Linked DNA regions of Homo sapiens: region 2 is linked to region 1. A link is an interaction called in ENCODE POLR2A ChIA-PET data of the cell type or tissue named here. Cell type or tissue: CD4-positive, alpha-beta T cell. All regions are shown on one strand. Each heading gives the region's core, and the rest is flanking DNA. Links, peaks and the distances in the headings are about the cores only.

What was found. ChIA-PET counts read pairs that join two places held together with the same protein. Peaks named below come from ENCODE experiments on the same cell type or tissue, not always from the same donor. Only the 100,000 strongest peaks of a DNase experiment are listed, where the experiment ranks them.
Region 2: POLR2A ChIA-PET joins it to region 1 with 5 read pairs; 3 of 35 experiments call an interaction of 5 or more read pairs at or near these places.

What each region holds. Positions count from the first base shown.
Region 1 is chr13:24,260,902-24,268,736 of GRCh38, reverse strand. All of the region lies in intron 4 of SPATA13 (spermatogenesis associated 13), which reads right to left. Among named protein-coding and RNA genes, the nearest start is that of SPATA13-AS1, 10 kb to the right of the region's middle. RefSeq lists an enhancer at 1,235-1,384. In CD4-positive, alpha-beta T cell, for the core only: no CTCF peak of the experiment used is centred there; a DNase peak (open chromatin) is centred at 3,556; H3K4me3 peaks cover 1,478 bases; H3K27ac peaks cover 4,892 bases.
Region 2 is chr13:24,039,824-24,047,658 of GRCh38, reverse strand. It overlaps a transcript of SPATA13 not described here. Among named protein-coding and RNA genes, the nearest start is that of SPATA13, 120 kb to the left of the region's middle. In CD4-positive, alpha-beta T cell, for the core only: no CTCF peak of the experiment used is centred there; no DNase peak of the experiment used is centred there.

The DNA.
Region 1 (7,835 bases), core at 1,544-6,543:
CTCAGGCTGGAGTGCAGTGGCACGATCTTGGCTCACTGCAACCTCCACCTCCTGGGTTCAAGTGATTCTCCTGCCTCAGCCTCCCGAGTAGCTGGGATTACAGGCGCACACCACCATGCCCGGCTAATTTTTGTATTTGTAGTAGAGATGAGGTTTCACCATGTTGGTCAGGCTGGTCTCAAACTCCTGACCTCAGGTGGTCTGCCCACCTCGGCCTCCCAAAGTGCTGGGACTACAGGCATGAGCCACTGCGCCCAGCCTCTTACAGGAATTTAAAAAGATGATTTAAAAGAGGCAAATACTTAAGATGTTTAATAGACAATTCATTCAATACAGGCATATTCTCAATAAAGGTGGTAGTTTATTAAATTATAGGCTCAAAAGACTCCTCGATACTGTTTTTCACAGCAGACTACTCTCTCTCTCGTGTAAAGTCTCCTAAGTATATCTCATGGAATACTAGTGGCATAATACGCTCCAAGAAAAGAGTTTGAAAACCACTGTATATTGTATCTACCTTTTGGATATCCTACAGGATTCATCAGTAATCACAGGCTCTAAAAAGTTCCCACTGACAGCTGTGCCATCTTCTTTAACATAGAATTTAACAATCGTATTTGGCTATGACGCTCTTTTTTTATGACAACACATATTACTACACCAAAAGAAAGTATCCTCTGGCCTTGCTACTCACAGTAGGGCCCATGGACCAGCAGTATCAGCATGACTGGGAGCTGGTGAGAAATTCAGATTCCTGGGCCCTGCCCCAGGTCTGCAGAATCAGAATCAACATTTTAACAACATCCCAGGTTATTCAAATGCACATTCAGGTTTCAGAAGTGTTGTTCTAGACAACTCAAGAAACTATACAACATACTTGGAGAAGCACTGCCATGAGGCAAAATCTTCAATATCAGTATCTTTTCTAACTAGTGAAGACCATGGAATGAATGGGTGGGCTTGAGTTTAGTCAGAATGAAAAGGTAAAATGCATAATACTCAGACACAAAGCAGCAGAAAGTAGGAATTAATTCTCAAGGTTATCCATTCCAACAAAGCCTAAATTCCAGAAGGAGGCAAATAAAATCCAGTGTTTTCATTTTCTACAAAAATTTTTTTTTTGGTTAAAATCATTAGTTTTCAAAAAGCAAAAGCTCTCTTGGCCTCATTTTCTTAGAACTTGGTAGGCTGTTTGCTCACTTTCACTTTTCATCGGCATCCGGTACAAGAGGATAGTTTCTGTTTCCCAAGCACTTTTTCTCAATCCAGAGACGGGGTCAGGGCACTAGACTAACATCCTTGGGATTACAGGATCTTAAGCCAGAGGCATTCACTAGAGATTATTGTGTAGGCAAAACAAAATAAAAAGAAGGAAAACAAGTAAATAAACAAAGACTGCCTTGAAATCAGGCATCTTCTCAAAGGATGTGACCCAACAACCCCTTTATGTCCCCACCAGCTTGGATATGGCCCCATTACCAAGCACTACAGGACAGGTGCTAGATGGAAGAGTCCCAGGGAAGAGAGTCACACTATTCTGTGGCAAAGGACTACCATCAACTTTAGGAAATGGGCTCAAGGATGGGCACATCTGCCAGCCACCCTTCTAAGATAGTTTTGGAAGAAGCCACTACTAATGTAGAAAGGGGCATGATAGAACAAGGAGATAGGACTTTCAGCTTAATTTTTTTTTTTAGTGATCAGAGCCTACATTTACCAGATCAGTAAGAATCCTACAACGAAAACCTAAACCATAGTTCAAAGAAGTCTTAAAATCCTGGCTGGGCATTGGTGGCTCACACCTATAATCCCAGCACTTTGGGAGGCTGAGGAGGAAGGATCACTTGAGACTGAGAGGTTGAGGCTGCGGAGAGCTGAGATTGTACCACTGCACACCAGCCTGGGTGACAGAGGGAAGCCCTGACTTGGAAAAAAAAAAAGAAAAAAGAAAAATCCAACCCCCAAATTAATCTCTTCTCTTTGGATAAGATACCACTACCTCACTGGAACTGGGAAATGACCATCATTGATTATTGGCAACACTGTAAAAGGATTAAGCACAGGGATCAGATCCGTAGGTAGGAGTGGAGATATCCAACTTACATATTAATATTAAATGTTGAGAAATCAGAGAGGACAAAATAAACACTGAAGATTGTGTGTGGTGGCTCATGCCTTGATCCCAGCACTTTGGGAGGCCAAGGTGGGAGGATCACTTGAGGCTAGGAGTTTGAGACCAGCCAGAGCAACATAGGCAGACCCCATCTCTACAAAAAATAAAAAAATTAGCCCAGCTTGGTGACACATGCCTTGAGTCCCAGTTGCTCAGGAGGCTAAGGTGAGAGAATCCCTTGAGCCCAGGAGATCGAGGCTGCAGTGAGCTATGATTGGGCCAGTGCCCTCCAGCCTGGGTGACAGAGCAAGACATTATCTCTATAAAAATTAAAATTAATTTTTAAAAATAGATGTTGAAAACACATAGGATGTTATGATCAATTTTATTCTATAGATACAGAAAGTTATTTTTGGTAAGCTGGTCCCAAAACCCATATATATTTACATACCTATGGGAAAGAAATGTCATAAAATTCTTGGAGAGGCAAGTTAATAGCAGTATCTCAAACTCACAACAGTAGTCAGCACTTGACCTCTCTAGGAGGATTTCTGGAGACTGAGTAGGTTCATTAAGGTTCTTGAGATTGAGTGGCCATTAAGGTTCCTTTGAGCTCCACATTTCTGATATCTTCTTATTTTAAGTATGACATGGTAGATATTTTCTTCTATGATCACCTCCGAATTAAGTGCAGAGAGATGACCAGCACCAAAGTTTCCCACCTGCTGCAGCTTCCCTGTTGTTTCTGCAAAGCAGCTGCCTCCCTTCATGGTACAGACATATCCAGAACCCAGGAACATCCTTGGAACTTTATGTCCCCACTAACTTTGATATGGCCCCATTACCAAGAACTACAGGACAGGTGCTAGGCAGAGAGGCAGGCCCCAGGGGAGAGTCATGCTGTCCCCTGGGAAAGCATGGCCATCAGCTTTAGGACATGGGCGGAAGGATGGGCACATCAGCCAAGAACCAAGGCTGCCACGGGCTGGAATGACCCATAATCCCAACTCCCATATGGACAATGACTACACAGAATCAGGAGTGACACAGCCAGGACCTGTGGACATCACTGGCCATCTCCCACAGCTGAGACGGGGCTGCACTTTCTAAAGTTGGGATGGGAGAGTCCTTCACAGGAAATAATTTGCTACATTTGCTATCAGTTATTCAGGCCAATGTCCATTCCCCTAAATCATCGAGTGCCGAGAGTGACCTCTTCATTCTAAATGGATTAAAGACAAACATGATTATTAATCTACAGGTCACAGTGATGCTACTTTCCAGAGGAACCTGAAAGGCATTGAACGTAACACAGGGCATGGCATGTCCTAGCACAAACTGATGAGCCGGGTAGATGCTGCCTCAGCAGGCCGACTCCTGTTGGGCAAAGGCAGGCTCAGTTCAGGTCTGACTGAAATGCCACTCAGCAGCCACAGACTCTTCACCACAGGAGGGGCGGGCCCCATCATACACAGCTCAGGAAATGGAGCCTGAAGTACAAGGGCAAACTCTGTGAGACTCGCCCCGGCCTGCTTCAAGACAGCTATGAAGAAAAAGTGCCTCTCTTCATGCCTTCAAAGCAACTGCTTTCACCTTGGAGCAATGTGGACCTGAACACACAAAACCAGCGAATATGTGCTCTCAGCGGCTTCAATGAACCCCTTCATCATTCACCCCTACTCAATATCCCACCCTCTCCAAACACAGCTCCAAACAAGATACTTTGGACCTGGGCACTGACTAGAACTTTGATTAATGCAGAAATAAATATAAAATTGTCCTTTAAAAGGTGCCAGCTTCAGCTGAAGGCCATTGTTTTCCTGTTCTCTGTAAGCACACGTGGATTTTTCATCCTTCAGGGCCTAGTACAGATTTCACTTCTTTTCTGTATTTACCTGGTTATTTTCAGATCCTTAGGACCAAGCACATTTCAAACATAACAAGAACACAACAGGGATTGGAGGAATATAACTTTTTTCTTTGTCTTAATAGAAGGCAATTATTGGGACATGGTCTTTAAAACTGCCAACAGGCATATCTTTGTGCAAATCAATTAGACAATATTGTGTTTTGTGATGGAGAAAACATACGGGAAACTGAATAGAATGGAAAGCAATCTGTGTTTTTCAGTTTGATCTCATTTGAATGCTAGCTCCACTATCTACTCATTACATCTTGCTTAGCCAAGCTAGGAAAAGTTACCGAATATTTCTAAGGCCTGACCTTGTCTGTAAGATCAGGCCAGGAATACGTACAGAGTGCTACTGGCTCTTGGTGGTGGTTCGCTAGACATTTAGCTGTCTTGCTCTCCTTCCTCTGACTTTTAATATTCTTTCTTCTTCTTTTAAAATCCAATTTCTGAAGCTTAGTAATAAGACAGACGATATTTTCAATAACTTTTACTTTTTAACTCTAGCTGTTGAGAACTGAGAATGTTTTAACTGCTAGAAGATGAAATTTCATGAGCTTGCTAAAAAAAAAGTTTAATACTTTATGTTTTTCTGAGACAAGAAATAGAACACTATATTCCTTCTAAAAAATCTCGATGATAGGCAACAATGAGGCATGAAACAACAGCTAAGATAACTGCTATGGAGCTAATACAATCTCCAAGACTTGCAGACAATATGGTTTTGGGCACTAAAGGCCATATTTGTAGTCCTTGTTCTGCACACAGAAGCCTTTCATAATTTCTAAATTCCTTCGGACTCTGTGGAATCCAGGCTGTCTCACAGCAGTCAGAAGACAGGGATTTTACCATAGGCAGTCTTAGCAGTCAGGAAAACACTTGCTGCGAGTACTGATAAGTGAATTGATTCATCTCGTTTTGTAAGTAAACACAGTTGGTCCTCCGTATCTGTGGGTTACACATCTGTGGACTCAACCAACTGCAGATTGAAAACATTTAAAAAACTGTGACTGTACTGAATATGTACAGACTTTTTTTCTTGTAACTATTCCCTAAACAATGCAGCATAACAACTATTTACATAGCATTTACATTGCATTAATATTAGGTCTTTAAGTAATCTAGAGGTGATTTAAAGTATATGGAGGATGGGCATGGGTTATATGCAATTATTAGGCCATTTTATATCAGGGACTTTTGCACAGCCTTGGAGTCTGATGCCTGAAGAGTCCTGGAACCAATCCCCCTCAGACAACCAGGGATGACTGTATAATCAACAGCCAATATTCCTTGGCATGAGTATAAAGTGAGATGTAGGGGGAGAAGGGAACGTGGCAAGGCTCACGGCATCCCCACCTAACAATCCAAGTGCTCCATCACCAATTCTCCAACCAGCTTTCCTGAGAGCTCCGCTGCTATCACGCAACAGGCACTAAGCAAGTAAATCCCAAGTTCCTATTTTCCCTCTGATTCTTTATTGAAAGAAAATATTTGAAAATCGATTTGAGTAAAATGCAGAAGCAGCAAGAGATAATTCAAAAAACAAGAGAACAAAAAGATGTTATGGGATGCTTAAAGTCATTTCAAAGGTATCACACACACCTCAACACCTGCTACGGCTTTTCTTTTTTTCCTTCCTTTTAACAAAAAATTCAGTGGAGTCTCTGGGTGATACAACGAAAAATCATTAGATAATACCTAAAATTTGCAGCCCAGAGAATCTATAAAAAAGACCCAGTCAAGTTTCTTTTTTTTTAAAATAACCTGAACGTATGTATTTTAAATTTGCTTAACTTATATTTGGATAATAAACAGTATATTATTCCATATAGACTCCAAGTGCTCTGGGACTTTACTAAGTAGACTAAATGACTTGTCTAAGCTAAGTCACTGATTAGTGCAGTTAAATCAGTAACTCAGAACTCTGGATGTAAACAGTTTCCTGCTCATCATTGCCTTTGTCCCCTGTATAGTTAATGCTTCCCTAATTAATTAGTAATAGTTACTGCACACTTACTGTGTGCCAGGTCATTCTTCCACATCTGTGGGACAGATCATATTAGTTTCTCCCATTACAGATAAAGACATGAAGACTTTGAGATTAAGTGACTTGCCCAAGGATTGGGATTACACTCTCACTTTTTGACCCAAAGGTCTGTTAATAAGAAAATTAACTTTCATAATAATTAGGACAGAATAAGGCCAGAATAACTGTATGAGTAACCTCCCTTTTGTGATGCACTTAGGCTATGAATCAAGAATTCTTACTGCCTTATTTTATTGACAGTCCTAAGAAAAAACAGAAACGTGGTGTGATCTGATCAAACTATCAGTGCATAAATTTGTTATTCCAACAAATTAGAAGTAGGATTTTAACAACCACAAAAGAGCTAAAAAAAAAAAAAGAAAAAAAACTTTGTTTTAAACAAACAAAAAAAATACAAAGAATTTGAATAAATTTCTTTACTACAAGACTTTTCAAAGAAATAAGTTTCAGTAATTTCTCATAATTCAATTAATTTTATTTAAAAAATCAAATTTGAAACAACATAAGCACTTCCTATGATTAAATTCCCCTACTTCCTAAATGTTGGGGATTAATATCAATTCTAAATCAAGAAACGGAATTTTCTGATGTGTAATCTTCCCATCTCTTTGAAAAACATTCAGTGAGAATAAACGCTGACACATTCATACTAACAAGCTTTCAGATACTGGTAATACATAGACAAAATAATTGTTAATATCATAGCCTAATAAATTGTTTTTCATTAGTCCTGAGCCTTTATGGGGTATTTTGAACTATAAAATGAGAAAACCATCAACACAGCTTAAGCAAAATAGATAAAATACCTCAATTTTAAGACAACTCCCCCAACATCCTCCCATGGCATTCTGCCCTAGCACTGAACTGCTGAACTGAAACCGGTTTTTTTTTTTAAGGGCACGAAGCTCCTCCCTGCCACTGGATCCAGTGGGTATTTTTCTCTCTACACTTTGGTGCATTTGACAGTGTGAACCACTCTCACACCTGGAAGCCCTGGCTTCCTTTGACATCTGGGACACCGCTTACCTGCCTGGCTACTTTTTTTCTATTTTCTTTGTGAATTTCTCTGCCTTCACTGGTCCCCAAATGTTGGTCCTCAGAGCATGGTTCAAGATCCTCTTCTCATTTTTACCCCCACTCATATCACACTCCTTCCTAGAGTTTTAAGAACCACTTTGCTGATGACTCCCAAATCTTCATCTCTAACTTTGGGTCCCCTTCCTCAAAATCAGAGCTTCACAATCAAGGATATGGTGATGTCATCTTCATCGAGCTGCCCATAGGTCGCTCTGACTTGACCTGCCTGGAATGGAGTAAGCTCCCCAATTGACCAACATGCTCTTCTCCTAGGCTCCTTGTCAGCCAGGCATCAGAGGCAGCACGGATGGCTGCTCCCTGGCCCCAAACATCCAGACAATTACCTCGACCTCTCGGTTCTTCATATCTCCAGTGCCACTATCATTTTCCGAGGCAACAGACTCCCGAGGTCTCCAGTCCTCCACGATCCAGCCAATGATCTCTCTGAATGCACATCTGATCATCTCATGGCCCTCAAAAGCCCTCAGTGGCTCCCAGTTGCCCAGGCTCTGTCCTCCCAGGCAGCCTGAACTTAGTGGAGGCCCACCTCTCAGCCTCCTCCTCTGCATCCTGCTATAGCCTTGACCTGGAGCTGAGGTCCTCTGACTTGTAGCAATCGGGCTGCCTAAAAGCCCTAAGCCAAAAAAAAGTGCCCCATGCACGCATGCCATGAACATAACTTAAGGCAT
Region 2 (7,835 bases), core at 1,660-6,659, 220 kb after region 1:
CCCACACTATATTGGGAGTATAAATTGGCACAGCCACTTTGGAAAACTAATAGGATTTACTAAAGCTGATGAAACTGCCTTTGCAAAATTTGTAACAGTAAGAGAAATTTAACCTAACTAATTCCATCTTGCTTCTATTCTCACAAGCTAATTGCCTTTGTTAACTTTAAAACAAAGACGGTAACAGTCCCTTCCTGAAACTAACTCCCTCCTTGCTCAGGGACCGAAACTGCCTTTGTAAAATGAATGCAGGGCCACAAGATTAGGATTTTGGGAGAGGTCTGAATTCTACTAACATGTAGGCTTAAATGATAACCAGCCACTGTTCTCTGGCTTGCTTTTCTATAATTCCTTGCCTCTTAGGAGATGTGGCCAGAGGTCACAGGATTGGTGACTTTTCCAATTGTTCCTATAGATAACACTACTTTTATATTGCCTAAGATTGTTATTCTGAGATGTTTTTCAGACTTCTGCATTCTGGCAAATGAATGACTGCACCTGACCCGTGACTCATGACTCAACTAGTCCTGTGGACCCCGCCTTGAGGTGGACTCAGTGCACCAGGACCATTTTCCACACCCCTACAATTTCATCCCCAACCAATCAGCAGCACTCATTCCCTAGCCTGCTGTTCACCAAATTAGCCATGAAACCCCTACCTAGACTAGCCTCTGAGTTCTGAGAGAGGCTGATTTGAGTAATAAAGTAATAAACTCCTGTTCTGCTTGGCTAGCCCTGTTTATTAAACTTGTTCTCTACTGCAATACCGCTGTCTCAGTGAACTGATTTTATCTCTGCAGTGGTCAAGAAGGATCTGGTGATTACACTGATCAATATGCATACCTTCAAAGCAATTACATCTCTAGGTATATATCCAATAGAAATGGGTGTATGTTTACCAAAGATGTACAAGAATGTTCATATAAGCTTTATTCATAAAGTCCTCAAACAGGAAACCCAAATTTCTATCAATAGTACAATTAATAAATTTCGGTATTATACATTGGACATCTATACAGCTACAGGAACTAATAACAAACTCTTGCTACCCACACATCATGGATGAATCTTGCAAACATATTGAGTGAAAGAGGCCAGACACAAAAGAGTACACACCATATGACTCCATTTATGTAAAGCACAAAAACAGGCAAGACACTAGCCTGGGCAACATAGCAAGACTCCATCCCTACAATAAATTTAAACATTAGCTGGTTGTGGCAGTGTGTCCTAGCTACTGTGGAGGCTGAGATAGGAGGATCATTTGAACCCCAGGAGTCAGAGGTGTCAGTGAGCTATAATCACACCACTGCACTCCAGCCTGGTGACAGAGCGACACTCTGACTCTTAAAAAAAAAAAGGCAAAAGAAATCTATGGTGTTAGAAGTCAGGATAGTGGGTAACTTCCTAGGATGGGAAATTGACTAGGAGGTGACAGGAGGAGGATTTCTGAGGCTGTTTCTTAACCTAAATGCTAGTACATGAGTGTTCACTGTAAAAATCCAGGCGGCTACACACTTGACTTAGACGCTTTTCTGCATATGTGATACACTCCAGCAAGACTTAAAAAAAAATCTAACGCATGGTTCTGCACAGCATTTATTATGAAACAGAACATGCAATGCTTTGTATTTTTTACAAGGTAGTAGAATTCAAATATGAAGGAAAATTGTGCCAGGCACTGTGCTAATCCCTTCTCACAAATCACTTTAATTGTTCACATTGCCCATTGAGGTGGGTACTATGATCCCATTCTCCAGATTAGGGAAATGAGGCTCAGAATGGAATCAGTTCATCTGAGACCACACACCTGCTACCTGACCATGAGGAGGTGAGGAAGGCAGCCTGGTAGGCCGAGAGCCTGCAGTTGGAACAAATCCCAGCAACCCTGTGGCTCAGCCTGTGTCTCTCTGCAGGGCAAACATGATCTTTTCCCATGTATTTTATAGGACTTGCTTGGCGATTCTTCACAACAAAAATGAAGCCTTAGCATTCTTCCGTTGAACTTCTCGACTTCCCTTGAGGACTGATTTTATTTCATGACCCTTTGTCATGAGCCTGGTATTGTTTACAGTGTCATTTTACATACTAAATTTCTTCCATAACAACATTTACTCTACAATGTTTGTAACAATTTAAAAAACGTGTATTATGTGACCTACCTAATTGAATTTAATAATCTTAGCTTGTTTAGGGCATTTGATGTTTTCATGTCGCAGCAATTTAAACTGAGAGAAAAAAATGTTTATGCAAAATGCCTGTTTCCAAAAACTTTGGCTCATACTAAAAGGTGTGTATAAAATAAGGCTAAAATGCAGACCTTTTTAAAACCTCATAGAAAGGGAAGAAACATAATACAAAGGTCATGGTCGAATATTAAATTTAGCTCTAAGCTTTCTGGAAGACAAGAAGAACATAAATCTTATCTGATAAAAGGAAATAGATCAGTTATTCAAAGAAGACAATCTTTCAGGTACAAATTTCCAAGAATGCCACAGAAACATACAACTTTGTCAGAAGGATTGGCAATGAGTGATATAAATTATACATAGGGTGATTTTCAAAAATGTCATTGTAAGAGGAAAATCTTACAAACTCCGCCGCCCTGGATTTTATTTTTAGAGAGGGAGTTCAAGGGAAACACGAAAGAATAAAGGAAGAAAGGGAGGGTTTGAATTTTAAAAGGCTCACAACTTATTTCTCCTATCTAACTGTAACTTTGTACCCACTGACCAACCTCTCTTCACTCTGCCTACCCCCACCCCCACCCCCTCCTCTGGAAACCACCGTTCTATTTACTGTCTCCAGGAGATGGATATTTTCAGATTCCACATATGAGTGGGATCACGCAGTATTTGTCCTTCTGTGCCTGTCTTATTTCACTTAACATAATGTCCTCTAGGTTCATCCACATTGCAAATGACTATAGTTAACAATAATGTACTGTATATTTCAAAATAACTAGAAGAATGAATTTTGAATGTTCTTATCACAAAGAAATGGCAAGTATGAGATGATGGATATGCTAATTACCCCGATTCGATCATTAAACAATGTAAACATGTATTGAAACATCACACTGTACCCTGTACGTTATCATGTGTCAACTGAAAATTAAATCAAAAACAGGACAGGAGCAGTGGCTAATGCCTGTAATCCCAACACTTTGGGAGGCCGAGGTGGGCGGATCATGAGGTCAAAAGATCGAGATCATCTTGGCCAACACGGTGAAACCCCGTCTCTACTAAAAATACAAAAATTAGCTGGGCGCAGTGGCAGGTGCCTGTAGTCCCAGCTACTTGGGAGGCTGAGGCAGGAGAATCGCTTGAACCCAGGAGGTGGAGATTGCAGTGAGCCATGATAGCGCTGCTGCACTCCAGCCTGGAAAGAGAGCAAGACTACGTCTCAAAAAAAAAAAAAAAAAAGAAAGAAAGAAAAACAAATTAAATCAAACAAACAAAGGCAGCAGAGGCCCACCAGGCCATCACTGTGGTGTGGCTTGCAGCACAGCAGCCCCGGGCCAGGCTCAGGCAGCCACTCCCCAGCCAGGGCAGGAGCCCTCCACCTTCCGGGCTTTAGCTTCTCAACATGGAAGAAACAGAATTAGTACTTTCCCTGACCGCCTCCTGCTCAGAGCACCCTGTGAAAAGCAAAATGCTCCACCAGTGTAAATCCATCATCTTACCTCCAAGCAGCACCATCAAAATGGAAAAAAACTAACCCCACTTCCCAAGGTTGGGGAGCAGTTAAAGTTGCCACCTACCCCTCCCCTGGCAGTCCTTATTTTGAGGGTGACTTCATTTGTTCCACTTACAGTCATTTCCAATAGAGTCAGGAAGGGTATTTAATAGAAAATCTCAGTGTGTGATGAATCAGCACAGAATCGGGAAAACATGCTGCAGAATGTGACCTTTCACGACCAGCAGGCCATGCCCAATATTTCATCCTTTCCCTTTGGCATAAGGCTGTCAACAACAAAAAAAAATTCCCTCAAAGTTACGAGAGACATACAATTTGGGGACAGATTCACTGAGGCCTTTACTCTCCAGAAAAGCATGTTGTTTTCTCCAAGCTGACAATGGTGAATTCTAAGCTGGAGATTACCAGTGAGCTCAAGACTCTGGGTGTGCAAGATGCATGTGCACAGAGGTGTGTGTTCATGGGTGTGTGTGTGTGTGTAATATCAATCAAGGTCCAGAACCTGGGAGGTGCAATGTTCTCAGTGTTCTTTTCCTGAGTATCCCCATGGTTGCTACAAATGATTTCCCAATCCATCAAGCTGCAGGGACCAGTGCTGCTGAGATGGGAGAAGTGGACGTGGTGTTTGACCACAAAAAAGGGTAGCATCCACCACATAAGTACCTGGACTCCTAGGCTCCAACCCACTACTCTTGGCCACGCAATCCCTTGCATGTTTGTCATAGCCAAGACGCATGTCCAAGGCGAGGCAGCTAAGGGAGAGGAGTGATAAACCACCAAGCCAGAGAGGCGGTGCGGAGAACACCGAGGCCACCCGCTGCTGATGTTCCTCTATGTGACCTAAGCTGAAGGAGAGATGTGACCTCGCCAACACCTGAAACGAACACTTGAAATTTAATGAGTTTGTGTGTGTTCCACTCAACTGAGCCAATACTGGCATTATTCACTAAGACACACATTGCGAAAGGGTTCATTCTCAACCCAGGCCACTTGAGGATATATTTACGGAGGTATTTTTATACATTTGCATCATTCTATCAACTGTAAATCTAAACAGACAGTAGGCGTCTGAGGAACTATTTTTAAACGCACGTTTCCCCTGGTGTTTCTCAACATGCGATTCTCAGACCACATGTGTTAGAATGAACTGGGAGAGCTTGGTAAGATGCAGATTCTTGGGCTCCACCGCTGACCAAGTGAGGCAGCCTCTCTGGGATTCACACTTAGGGATTTCTGTCTTTATCAAGCTCTCCCAATTATATGCATGCACAATGCATTTTGAGAAGCTCTCCCCTTTGAGTTAGTTCAGTAAGGTTTACCCCCTGGTAATGAATACACCAGCTGACCGCCCATGAGCCAGTGCTCTGAGAAGTGAGTTCGCGCACGGGCATAGATGTGCGCTTGTGTCTCTGAGATGTGAGTTAGTCCACGGTGGTGGACGTGCACTTGTGTCTCTGATCTCAGTGACTCGTGAGGATCGGCACCAATGGCTTCACACAGCAGCCTGGTTTGCTTTGGAAACAGAAGCACTGTGAACACGCAACATCTCAGAAAGCGGCCTATGGATCTTTCCACAAAGGCTAGAACTGCATCATTGGCTTTCCAACTTGAACTTTTACATTTTATGTTAATTTTTCCTGTGTCTCCCATTCAGCTAGGGTTGAACATTTCCATTGAAACCAATGGAGCTTATCTATCAGCCTCAGGGCAAATAGTATCTCCCTAAGATTTAGGAGTAAGAAAAGAGACACAGAACGACCTTCTGGACCCTGCTTTCTCTCTCACAACCCACACTAGGTGGTCATAGCCAACGCTCCCGTGACACAGAGGACACCGCGCTTTCTCAGCAAATGTGCCTGAAGGGAGCTTGCGCTGCCCCTAGAGTTGGTCCACCTGCCTTGAAATGTGACACACGTGGCTGCCTCTGTGCCCCACACAAACCAAGAGCAAGGAATTCCCTGGTACACTTTCTAAACAGGCTTTAGGCAACATTTTTCGAACAGCATGAGGAAAAGGCGAGGACTGTGTGTCAGATACATTCCAATTGACCGTTACGCCTCACTCTGATTCCACCTGCTCTTTGCAAAGCTTCCATTGGTGGCCAAGTCTTCTCTGCCCTTTGCTCGGCTGAGGCCAGCCTTCCCTTACCTGTCTCACGCTTTCCCACCTTCCTTCTAGACATGGCTTGTGTGTGACCTTCTCCTGGGTTGAGTGAGAATAAATGGGATGCCCTGATCCACTACTCATCCTGACAACTGCCTTTCCCCAGCCCAGCCCTCACCTCCCTTCTTTTCTACTTTCTGATAGATATTTTCCCACTAAGAAGAAAAAGAATGAAAAGAAAACATTTCCTTAACATCACCATGGTTCCTGACACAACTGCATGTTTATCTGTGCTTCCAACATCGTTTAACCTTTGACCTACAAGGTATTTGATAAAACTGATACTGACATTTTGTTTAGCTTTATCTGTTATATGACGATATCTTTCACACCCTGTGAGATTTCTATTTACATGTGAGATTCTGATTCTGAGTCATTTAATTTGGACATAGGCATCATGGATTATGCTACTCTGACCTGGGTCAAAATTTGTCAATAGGGAAAATGAGCTTGAAAGAGAGAGAAACAAAAACCCTTTATCTGTAAAATTCAGGTTGAAACGTCCTTTGTTAAAAATCCAAATAACTTATATAACAATTAAATTGCCAGGAGATTCTTCAAAACATGTCACCACCTTTTATTTAACAAACAAGCTTCTCCCATTTTCCAGTGTGGTTCTGAGCTACTGTGGGTTGAATCAAGCTAAGTGGATAGGGCTGCACCATTTCAGCCACATCCTACCCCCATCCCACAATGTTCCTATAGATAAGAGCACAGGCAGGCATTGTGATTTTGCTGTATTTGTTGTTTCACAGTAAAACTGCCTTAATTGTGCTTGTCCACATGCAGCTGTAACCATGTGACCCACCAGCACCTGGCCTCATTGTTCGTTCCCCCTGAGTCTCCGAGTCTCCCCCAGGGGCTTCCCAGTGGGCAGCAACTGCAGTATTTGAGTTCGTGGTGCTCTAACCTGAGCAAAAGCTGCTTGTGTTGGGCCAACCACAATCTGTATCCTCAAAAACTGGGAAGAGTTTTATAAAGGAACGACAGCAAACAATCAGCAAAAGCTGAAGAGAAGAGCCTCAGACTACTAAAAAATCTAAAGTTGGGGTGCCTTGAAGCGACCCTTTTCCCCCTTTCAATTGGTACAATTTGGATCCACAGGAGAGGAGGCCTAGTTGGATTCTCCTCAAGTCATTTCTCCTCATTAAAACTGAACTTTACAAAATTGGTGCTTGGCAGGCTTTGTGTCCTGGACCCCTGTGTCTCCCCGGGACCCCAAGACTCTATTTACCCTTGCCTTCCAATGTCCACAGTGTCCTGGTGGTAGCCTCCTCTCCAACCCCATCTGTGTGTCTGTAGAACACAAAAGTGTAGTTACACCTGGTTTCCTGTCAAGGGCGGTGCTGTGAATTTCTACACTCCATACTCTAATGACTACTTGTCATGCTCTTAAAAACATATAGACAGATGCTGTTGGTTGAGCCATGTACCACCTGGGAGGCCTCAGGACTTTAAACTTCTCAAGCCACTGATTTCCTGATTTGAAAAACCAGGTTTGTGAGACACACGGGGCCTTTGTCCAGAGCTGGATGCATAGAGAGCACTCAGTGGAGGTCATCTCCCTCCTCCCCAGGCCAGAACCCTGACTTAACGCTCTCTCTGGTTTTGCTGGCATAGGGCACTCGCCATTTGGTTTGGCCACCCAGCATCTCAAGCCTGTCTGTGTTTGGGGGATTTCTGCTGAATGGCCTTTAGTGGAAGTTTTAGAGGAACTGCTACTTAAAATGATCATCTGAATATGCTCACCTCACCAAACGGTGCTTGTGATTGGCCAAACATTGCCCGGCTTCAGTCTTCCTTGCTTCTAGAGCAGCTGCATGCAGCTTGGGCTCCACCACTCAGAAAGGCCCTCACCATACACAGGAGTGAGTGGCCCAAGAAGGGAAGATCAGAGCTCAGCCTGTCTTTGGTGGGGACGGTGCTAGAGGTAACTGAAAGTGTGCTTTCCTGGAGCAAATGTGGTATCATTA